Regions from separate parts of the Homo sapiens genome. Here region 2 is linked to region 1. The links are chromatin contacts, found by Hi-C or POLR2A ChIA-PET in ENCODE. All regions are on one chromosome and are shown on one strand. Each heading gives the region's core, a stretch centred on a gene start or an enhancer-like site at or near the end of the contact. The rest is flanking DNA. Distances are from core to core; before and after follow the strand shown. Region 1 has its middle 65 kb from the start of TRI-TAT2-1. Region 2 overlaps LOC105374570 (a long non-coding RNA gene).

What was found. A loop is a pair of places that touch in the nucleus more often than their neighbours do. ChIA-PET counts read pairs that join two places held with the same protein, here RNA polymerase II (POLR2A). Pooled maps may share reads with other maps.
Region 2: a map of heart right ventricle shows a loop between it and region 1 (28-fold over the local background). The contact joins two enhancer-like sites. A Hi-C loop is called at or near these places in 1 of 168 maps with a recorded cell type or tissue (heart right ventricle) and 2 of 50 pooled maps. POLR2A ChIA-PET finds 5 or more read pairs at or near these places in 1 of 52 experiments (PC-9).

Annotation. Positions count from the first base shown.
Region 1 is chr2:42,873,131-42,877,820 of GRCh38, forward strand. No RefSeq gene overlaps it. Among named protein-coding and RNA genes, the nearest start is that of TRI-TAT2-1, 65 kb to the left of the region's middle. Within about 2 kb of position 2,546, at least 18 of the 41 ENCODE cell types and tissues checked have a DNase peak (open chromatin) inside an H3K27ac peak, as active enhancers do; they include heart right ventricle, where a contact is called at or near this core.
Region 2 is chr2:43,131,860-43,136,549 of GRCh38, forward strand. It overlaps LOC105374570 (a long non-coding RNA gene), which reads left to right. Exons shown (of 3, transcript XR_940018.3): 3 at 1-515. Among named protein-coding and RNA genes, the nearest start is that of LINC02580, 32 kb to the left of the region's middle. RefSeq lists enhancers at 1,413-2,176, 1,960-2,009, 2,177-2,938, 2,450-2,519. Within about 2 kb of position 2,277, at least 20 of the 41 ENCODE cell types and tissues checked have a DNase peak (open chromatin) inside an H3K27ac peak, as active enhancers do; they include heart right ventricle, where a contact is called at or near this core.

The DNA of each region.
Region 1 (4,690 bases), core at 1,296-3,795:
AAGCAAGTTTGGTTTAGCTTCAGTGACTCAACAATGTTCATGTTGTCCTATAAAAAAAAAAAACAAAAAATCCCTCTCAGTTTAGTTCATCACTTTTATGGAATAAAGGAAAAAAGCATAAGACCATCCTAATTGGTATAGAAACCATTATTTGATAAAATTTATTTAGAAAAATGTATGTTTTTGAATTTAACATACAGTTTGAAAAAACTTTTAATAAAATGGGAATAGAAAAGGATTTTCTTAATCTGATAAAGAGAATTATGTTAGGGTTCTCCAGATAAATAGAACCAGAATGGATGGCCAGTATGTATATATGTGTGTATGAATAATATTTATGTATGTTTGTATGTATGTTGGCTCATGTGATTGTGGAGGATGGCAAGTCCCAGATCTGCAGGGTAGGGTGGCAGACTGGGGTCCCCGGGAAAAGCTGATGTGTGTGATTGATAATGCTAAGAATTGGTAAGGATGTGATGTAACTGTTAGGACTCTTATATATTGATGGTGTAAGTTGAAAACTATTTGAACACATGCACATCCTATGACCCAGAAATTCTACTTCCAGGTATATACCCCCTAAAATGCATTTATTTGATGCCAAAAGTCATGTATGAGAATGTTCTTAGGAGTATTATATAGTTACTCAAACCAGAAACAACCCAATGTCCATCACTGCTAGGCTGGATAAACAAATATTGGTTTACTCCTACTGTTACCCGAAAGGGGTCTCAATCCAGACCCCAAGAGAGGGTTCTTCGATCTCATGCAAGAAAGAATTCAGGGCGAGTCCACAGAGTAAAGTGAGAGCAAGTTTATTAGGAAAGTAAAGGAATAAAACAATGGCTACTCCATAGACAGAGCAGCCCCGAAGGCTGCTGATTGCCCAATTTTATAATTCTTTCTTGATTATATGCTAAACAAGGGGTGGATTATTCATGCCTCCCCTTTTTAGGCCATATAGGGTAACTTCCTGAAGTTGCCATGGCATTTGTAACCTGTCATGGCACTGGTGGGCGTGTAGCAGTGAGGATGGATGACCAGCGGTCACTCTTGTGTCTATCTTCATTTTGGTGGGTTCCAGCTTCTTTACTGCAACCTATTTTATCAACAAGGTCTTTATGACCTGTATCTTGTGCAGACCTCCTGTTTCATCCCATGACTTAGAACACCTAACCATTTGGGATTGCAGCCCAGTAGGTCTCAGCCTCATTTTACCCAGCTATTCAAGATGGAGTTGCTCTGGTTCAAATGCCTCTGACAATACTATAGTCTACTATTCAGCAATGATAATTAATAAATATGACACACCAAATAACATGGATGAAACTCACAAACAATATTGAGAGAAGAAACTAAACCCAAAAAGTACATACTATATGATTCCATTTATATAATGTTCAAAAACAGACAAAACTAATATAGTGTTAAAGATCAGGGTGGAGGTTACATCTGGGAAGGAGGAAGGGGTGGTGACAGCAAAGGGGCATCCAAGGGGTTCTGATACTGCTCATGCTTCATTTCTTCAGCTGAGTGTTGGTCACATGGCGCAGCCACTTTGTGAAATTCATTAAGAGTACATTGAAAAAAAAGAGAGAACTAACAGAAGGATGACTGAAAACAGCAAATATAGACAACTCTTTCTGGAAAGTGTGCTCTCAGGGGGAAGGGAGGGGGGAATGATCAGGAGCATTTTTTTTCAATTATTACTTTTTTTAAGGATGGGAGGATATGCTTGTTGCCGACGAGAATAATCCAATAAAGAGGGGAGAACTGATGCCAAAGGGAGAGGCAAGAACTGCTGGAGTGATATTCATGAGGAATGAAGGCCTAGGCTGTAGTGCAAGAGTGGAGGGCAGGTCTTAGAGACAGGGCCCCCAGGTGCTGGGCAGAGCAGACAGGAGGGGAGGCGTGGAGTGGGGGCTTGCATAGGCACCTCCTTTTCTAGTTGCTCAGGCCTTCTCCCATGAGCACCGGGTGCTGTGTGCATACTCTCATTCCCAGTCTAGGCCAGGGATTAAATGGATTCTCTGCTTCCTGAAAGGTAGACGGGAACCGTCAGGTGGGAGCTCATGGCCAGGTCTGTGGCCTTTGGGCAAAGCACGCATGGCTGGGGAGGAGGTGGAGGTCCTTGCCTGAAATGGGCTTTGCCGGGGGGCGGGGGGGTTCTGTGGATTTCTGCCATCAGGGAGCCCCTGTCCTGGTTGCCTGGTTAGGGGTAGATCAGGGGACAGCCACCAGGTGCCAGCTCCCTCCTCCTCCCGGCGCCGCTTTGTGAGCAGTGGCTGCTGGGCCGCTCGCTACTCTCCTAGGACCTCAGGGCTCTCCCTGTGAGCGGAGGGAGGGAACTTTGGCCGCAGGAAGGACTGGAAGCCAGCTCGAAAAAGCACATTCCTTGGCAGGATAAAAAACTTTTTTTTTTTTTTTAAATAAGTGTAAGGACTTAACCTTTGCTAGGAAATGGTTGCAGTATTTTCCTTTAAATGAAAAGAGACCATTGTGATTGAAACTTCGGAAAACACACAACATCCTGGTGCCGTTCTCCAGGGCCAGCTCCTGAGTTCCGTGTTGGGCCAGCTCCGGTCTTTCCTCCGGATGGTCTCTCCTTGCACCACTGAAGGGGACAGAGGACTGTACTGGTCCCTGGAAGGCCAACCTTGGGCTGCTCAGCTTCTCTCACGGGAGAAAGCTCAGGAGAAGGCCTGAGACAGAAAGGGCTTGTTGTTGCTTACAGTGACCTCCACTCAGGTCCTGCTCCATAATTTGTGGGGCCCAGTCAAAATGAAAATGTGAGCCCATGGTTCAAAAAGTATTAAGAGTTTCAAGACGGCGACACCAGGGCATCAACTCAAGTGCAGGATCCTTCTGAGCATAGCCCCTTTTAAGTGAGTGGCCTTGTGTGACTGCCCAGGTCGCATGCCAGGAAGCTGGCCCAGCCTCCAGTGGACCACTCTTATTCTGCTGGCCAGGCCTGAGTTTCTGCAGCTTCTCTCTCATGGGGCACCTCCAGGCCTAGACACAGACCCCAGAGGATTCAGGGCAGGACTCAGGACTTCCTTCTGGGGTCCCAGCCCCATCCTTGGCTCCCATATACCACAACTGGCAACAATTTCCCAACCTGGTTCTTCACTTGATTTCTCCTCATGGTTTAGAGACAGTGCTTCCCGGTTGTGAAAACATTCTGGGTTTCATCTGCGCTTGCTTGTAACCCGGGGGTCTGGAGTAATTGGGAACACAGAACAGCTGCATTGAGTGCTGGTCTACTTGGCGCTCTTCAAGCTCTTTACAAGCCTCCTCGTAGGCCTACTGTAAATAGGAAAGTACAAACACATGCCGATTTTGCCGCAGATTAAAACCATCTCCTGCGCTCCCTGGATCGTAACACATAACAGTTTGTGTTTATGCAGCATTTATTAGCTTGCATGCTACTTAGGGACTTTCATAGTTCTCTGCTAGGCGAGGCCTTAGTATTTGGGCTCTCCAGCGTCTGGGAGGCACACCATATGGAGAGTTGTAAAGCCTCATTTCCAGGGTCAGCCTGACCGCACAAGGCCAGAGCCTCTCCAGAGCTGTGCTGTGCAATGCAGTGTGGCCACTTGCCACTTATGTCTCTTGAGCACTTGAAATGTGGCTAGTCCGAGTTGAGACATGTTGTTCATGTAGAGTACATACTGAACTTTGAAGGCTTAGTACAAAAAAAGAAATGTAAAGGATCTCATTAATTTTTGGAGGGGAGGGGGGCAGGGATAGAGTCTCACTCTGTCGTCCAGGCTGGAGTGCAGTGGTGTGATCTCGGCTCCCTGCAACCTCTGCCTCCTTGGGTTTAAGTGATTCTCCTGCCTCAGCCTCCCGAGTAGCTGAGACTACATGTGTGCACCACCATGCCTGGCTAATATTTTTGTATTTTTTTTTAGTAGAGACAGGGTTTGACCATGTTGGCCAGGCTGGTCTTGAACTCCTGACCTCAGGTGATCCACCCACCTTGGCCTCCCAGAGTGTTGGGATTACAGGCGAGAGCCACTGCACCCAGCTTTCATTAATTTTTCACATTCATTGCATGTTGAAATAATATTTCTTACATAATGAAGTAAAATCCATTACTAAAGTTAGTGTTACATGTTTCTTTTTCCTTTTTTAAATGCAGCTACTAGAAAATGTAAAATTATATATATGACTTGCATTTTTTTTTTCTTTTTTTGAGACAGGATCTGGCTCTGTCACCTAGGCCGGAGTGCAGTGGCATGATCACGGCTCACTGCAACCTCCACCTCCTGGGCTCAAGGGATCCTCCCACCTCAGCTTCCTGAGTAGCTGGGACTACAGGCATGCACCACAACACTCGGCTAATTTTTGTATTTTTTGTAGAGATGGGGTTTCGCCATGTTGCCCAGGCTGGTCTTGAACTCCTGACCTCAAGTGATCTGCCCACCTTGGCCTCCCAAAGAGCTGGGATTACAGGTGTAAGTCACGGCACCCGGCCTATGGCTGGCATCTTATTTCTGTTGGATAGCTCTGCTTAAAGCCTCTCTTTGTTGTATTTACATACACACACACACACACACACCATACAAACATATGCTCCTGAGCTACTGACAGGATCTTGGAAAGAAAACCAGGCACAGTGAGATCATGTGACTTAACCCCAAGTGTCACACTCTCTAGGAACATTCCTCAGAAGATCCCGTGGCCA
Region 2 (4,690 bases), core at 1,027-3,526, 260 kb after region 1:
ATGTATGCTTGCTTCTTTATCACCTGACACTCTCATTCATTCATTCCACAAAAAAATTGTGGCGTTTGTGCAAGGTACTATTCTAGGCAAGGGAACAAGACAGACCCTCCTGGAGCTCATGGAGTTCATATTCTAGCATGGGGGAGAACCAATAAATAAATAATTGGATACATAAAACTGCAAGTGACAATAAGTGCTACAAAGAAAACTAAAGCCAGCCCAGGATAGAGGGTGATAGTGCCCTACTTCAGCTAGGACTGCCAGAAAGGCTTCTCTGTGGGGAGGTGGCCTCTGAGGGGAGACCTGGAGGCAGCAAAGGAGGAAGCCTTCCCGGCAGAGCCCCTCCCATTGGCACCCAATGCCAAAAGAAGTTTCTATAACCCGTCCTGGTTCTGCCAGGAGCCTGCGGCATGGCCTGGGGCGCTCAATTCCCAGTGCAGGGTGTCTATTTCTTCCCCCAACAAACAAGAGGCCTAGTCGCATAGTCTCTTCCAGCACAAATTCACCCACCTGTCGGCTTGAGGAACATGACAGGAATCTGGGTTGGAAGGCCAACTCAGCCACCCACAAGCTGTGTCATCTTGAGCAGGTTACTCAGCCTCTCTGAGCCAGTTTTCTTTCCTATAAAATGTCAGGGAATTGTGGAGGATTAAATGAGGTTGTGGAACTGAAACCACCTGGCACAGGTGCTATCTATGAAGTGAGTGCTTCATAGATATTTTCTGGGGCTGCGCCTAGGTGAGGTGGGGCGAGGTGGGGTGAGGTGGGGCGAGGTGGGGTGAGGTGGGGCGAGGTGGGGTGAGGTGGGGCGAGGTGGGGCCTGGGGGTGCGGTGAGGAGGCGGCTTCCACTGGAGGAGCCTGGAGAAGGCAATGCTGACCCCAAGACGCAAAGCTCTGGTGGCTGCCCAGGTCTGCAGTGGCAGGGCCCGGGGAGCTGGCCCAGGCTGGGACCCTACCTCTACCCACCCCGGGCCTGTGCACTTCCCACTGACAGCAGCCGGTGGGGCGGGCAGGGAGCTACAGTGGGGCCCCCAAGAACTGTCACTCCGCGGCCTAGCTTTCAACATCCTTTGGGGCCCAAGCCACTCAGTTCAACCTCTCTTCCTTCCTCCTTCACTCAGGCTGTTTTGAGTGAGGGCCAGCCACACTCAGACTCCAGCCATGGTGCTCCCTCTCAGCTCCAAGAGCCCAAGGCAAGGAGGTGGAAGGTTAATCAGAGTCCACCCTGGTCAACACAACTTCCCTAACACCTGATGTGAGTTTAGGCATTTAGACCCTGCCGGGAACCCAGAGGAACATGCAGGTGCTCAGCAGGTGCAGGGTGCGGGCAATAACACCAATAGCAGTAATAATAACTAGCCTTCTCGGCTGCCATGGGCCAGGTGCTTTTCATCTAAGACCTTGCTTGATGTTAATCCTGAGATGTGGGCATTTTTTATCCCCTTTCATACTTGAGGAAACTGAGGCTCCAGGAAGGAGGGGTTGTGGGGTGTCGGCGGCAGGGTTTGTGGGCCTACTTCCTGCAGGACAGGAACCTTGCAAGGCACAGGGGATCTGGAGAAGCAGAATTGGAAAGACTCGGGTGGGTGGACCAGCCTGAGGCTGGGGAAGGGCCTTGCAGGGGATTCCTGTCCCACAGATGCCTGCAGGCCCAGGTGTGAGGCCCCCAGCCCCACCACCCCAGCCCAGCCCACAGCTGCTGTGTCACAACCCCTAGAGCGGCTTGGGACTCTGAGTCTCCAACAAGCTCCCAGGTGACCTGGAAGCAGCTGGCTCAGTCTGGGAGGCCAGAGCTGGGCTGCAAAGCCCTGACAAAGCCATTTCTCAGGCCCTCCTGACTTTGAGGCAGGAAATGATCATCATGGCAGCTAATATTAATTGACACCTTACCTGCACAGTAGGTGCTGTGCTAAGCACTTTGCATATGTGAACCTACTTAACTCTCACAATAGTTCTGCGAGGAAGAGAACCTGGGCACAAAGAGGCTAAGTGACTTGCCAGTCATACAGTGCTGGCATTGAACCTGGACACCTGGCTCAAGGCCACACATCTGCCCGCAAAGCAGGATGCCTGGGGTAGGGAAGGCGGCAGGGCAGGGCCTCGAGCACTGGGTCTGAGTGCGGGGCTGGACCTGGTAGGCCCTGGGCAGCAGCAGGTTTCTGAGCAGGGGACCGGCATGCTCCCCAGGACTGGCCACATGGTGTGCGCGTGAGGGAGGCCTGGGCAGACAAGCTCAACACCACTAAGGGCTGAATGTGAAACCCTCCCGCAGGGATGTGGTTTTGACATGAGAAGGCAAAAGAAATAACGCTTCCCTCAAAGGAAAGAACTGACAAACAAAGCTGGGCGCCCATGTGTCGGGCACAAACACTAAAGGTGGAAGTTCAGACGCTAGGAAGGGCGCCCGCAGCCACTTCCTCTGCCGCCCCTCTTCCCCTGCAACAAGGCCTAGTATAGATAGGTGCACAGCTCCTGGGCCTGAGGTCTAAGGACAGCCAGCCTGGGGGACCACCTGTCTGTCCACATGTGTGTGCAAGAGGTCAGGGAGAAAGGGCCTCTGGGTGCTTGCTTGCAGGGAGTGCCTGTCCCCATCCCACCCTGCTCCTGCAGCCGAAAAGGACAGACGCCCTGACTCTAATCTGTACCTCTGGGGCCTCAAAACCACAGCCACGTCAGCCGCGCATGCATCTGGACTAGGTGGGAGGTGGGGCCACCTATGCAGGGTACGCAGGTGTGTGCCAACATGCGTGTGCAGGGCAGACATGCCCCCCCACCCCCGAGGGAGGAGGGCAAGTGGGGTGGAGGGGTCCAGAGATCCGGTGGCCGCCCGGCCCCGCTCCTTCCCCTGCCCCTGCCTCCCCTCTGAGGGGTAGCCATGGCTTTGAGGACCCCCCTTCTTCCCTCAAGCTTCTCTCTGCTCTCAGCTCCAGTGCCAGCGACAATCTAAATAAATGTCTATGGAGCACCTAAAATGGCCTGGCAAGTTCTGGGCACTTGGGAGACATCAGCGAGAAAAGTAAAGATTCCTGCCCTCGGCCGGGCGTGGTGGCTCACGCCTGTAATCCCAGAACATTGGGAGACCGAGGCGGGTGGATCACCTGAGGTCAGGAGTTCGAGACCAGCTTGGCCAACATGGTGAAACCCCGTCTCTACTAAAAATACAAAAATTAGCTGGGCGTCATGGCATCTGTCTGTAATCCCAGCTACTCAGGAGGCTGAGGCAGGAGAATTGCTTGAACCTGTGACGCAGAGGTTGCAGTGAGCCGAGATCGTGCCATTGCACTCCAGCCTGGGTGACAAAAGCGAAACTCCATCTCAAAAAAAAAAAAAAAAAAAAAAAAAGATTCCTGCCCTCTTGGGGCCCACATTTTGTTGGGGAGGCACAATAGACAGAATAAATACATTCCTTTCTTTCTGTCTTTTTTTTTTTTTTGAGATAGGGTATCCCTCTGTGACCCAGGCTAGAGTGCAGTGGCAGGATCACAGCTCACTGCAGCCTCAAACTCTTGGGCTCAAGTGAACCTCCTACCTCAACCTCCTGAGTAGCTGGGACCACCAAGCCCGGCTAATTTTCGTTTTCTTTTTTGTAGGGACGGGTCTTACTATGTTGCCCAGGCTGGCCTCAAGGGATCCTCCTGCCTCAGCTTCCCAAAGTGCTGGGATTACAGGTGTGAACCACTGCGCCCAGCCTTACATTCTATAATCCTCATGTAGGCAGTGGGTTCCATGGAAAGAAAGAGGAAGCAGATAGGGCTGGGAGATGAGGAGTGCTGGTGGGTGCGAGGGTGTGCACTCACTCGGGTCACCGTACTAAGCTGGGTGCTCCAGGGAGGCCCCATGAAGAGGCCAACATTTCAACAGGAGCTTGGGGAAGGAATAGCCAAGCAGAGTCTGGGCTAGAACATTTCAGACAGAGGAAACAGCTAGAACAAAAGGCCTGAGGCAGGAGCCTGGCCAGGACTGGGGGAAGGGCAGGCTGTTGGGGTGGGGACTAAACTGGCCCTACACCTCCAGGATTTCCAGTGCGGTCCATGTGAGGATGGCTCGGCTCATGGCTGAAATGATTCTCTAGTCTGTCGGGCAACTCAGGCTAACAGCAAAGGCCTGATTTCCAGTGGATTAAAGAGAAAGGACCCTGTAGTACCTACAGAAGAGGCCACAGGGTTCACAGAGGAACCAGTGCCCTGGGAGGAAGAGAAGGAGAGGGGTTTACATCAGAAGGAGCCCTGCTTTGGGGCCCAGTGTGGGGGCCCCTAGAGGGTGCAGGGGAGGGAGCAAAGGATGGGACCAGCTACCCTGAGGCCCGCAGGTCTCTCTAGAGGGCCAAGTCTCTGCGTTCCCAGGACCCCCACGAGCCCACCCTGGGAGCTCACTGACAGAGTGCAGTGTAGACTTCCATTCTACAGCTTGGACTCAGCTGCTACCCACAGGGAGGAAGGGAGCCTGGAACACAGCCACTTCTGCGCACCTGCGTCTGCCTGCTGGAGGCCACCAGGCCTGCTTACTAGACCCTACTGAGGCTGCTGCCCCTCCTTCTCCAAAGCACCATTAAACAACTCACGTGGGGGGCTGGGGGAGGTGACCCCAGGAGGTCTAGCCTGATGGTTGAACAGGGGCAGGGATGTGCGCCTGCATGTCCACTTTGCCCTGCAGCATGTGGGCAGCTGGCATTCTAGGAGGTAGATCCAC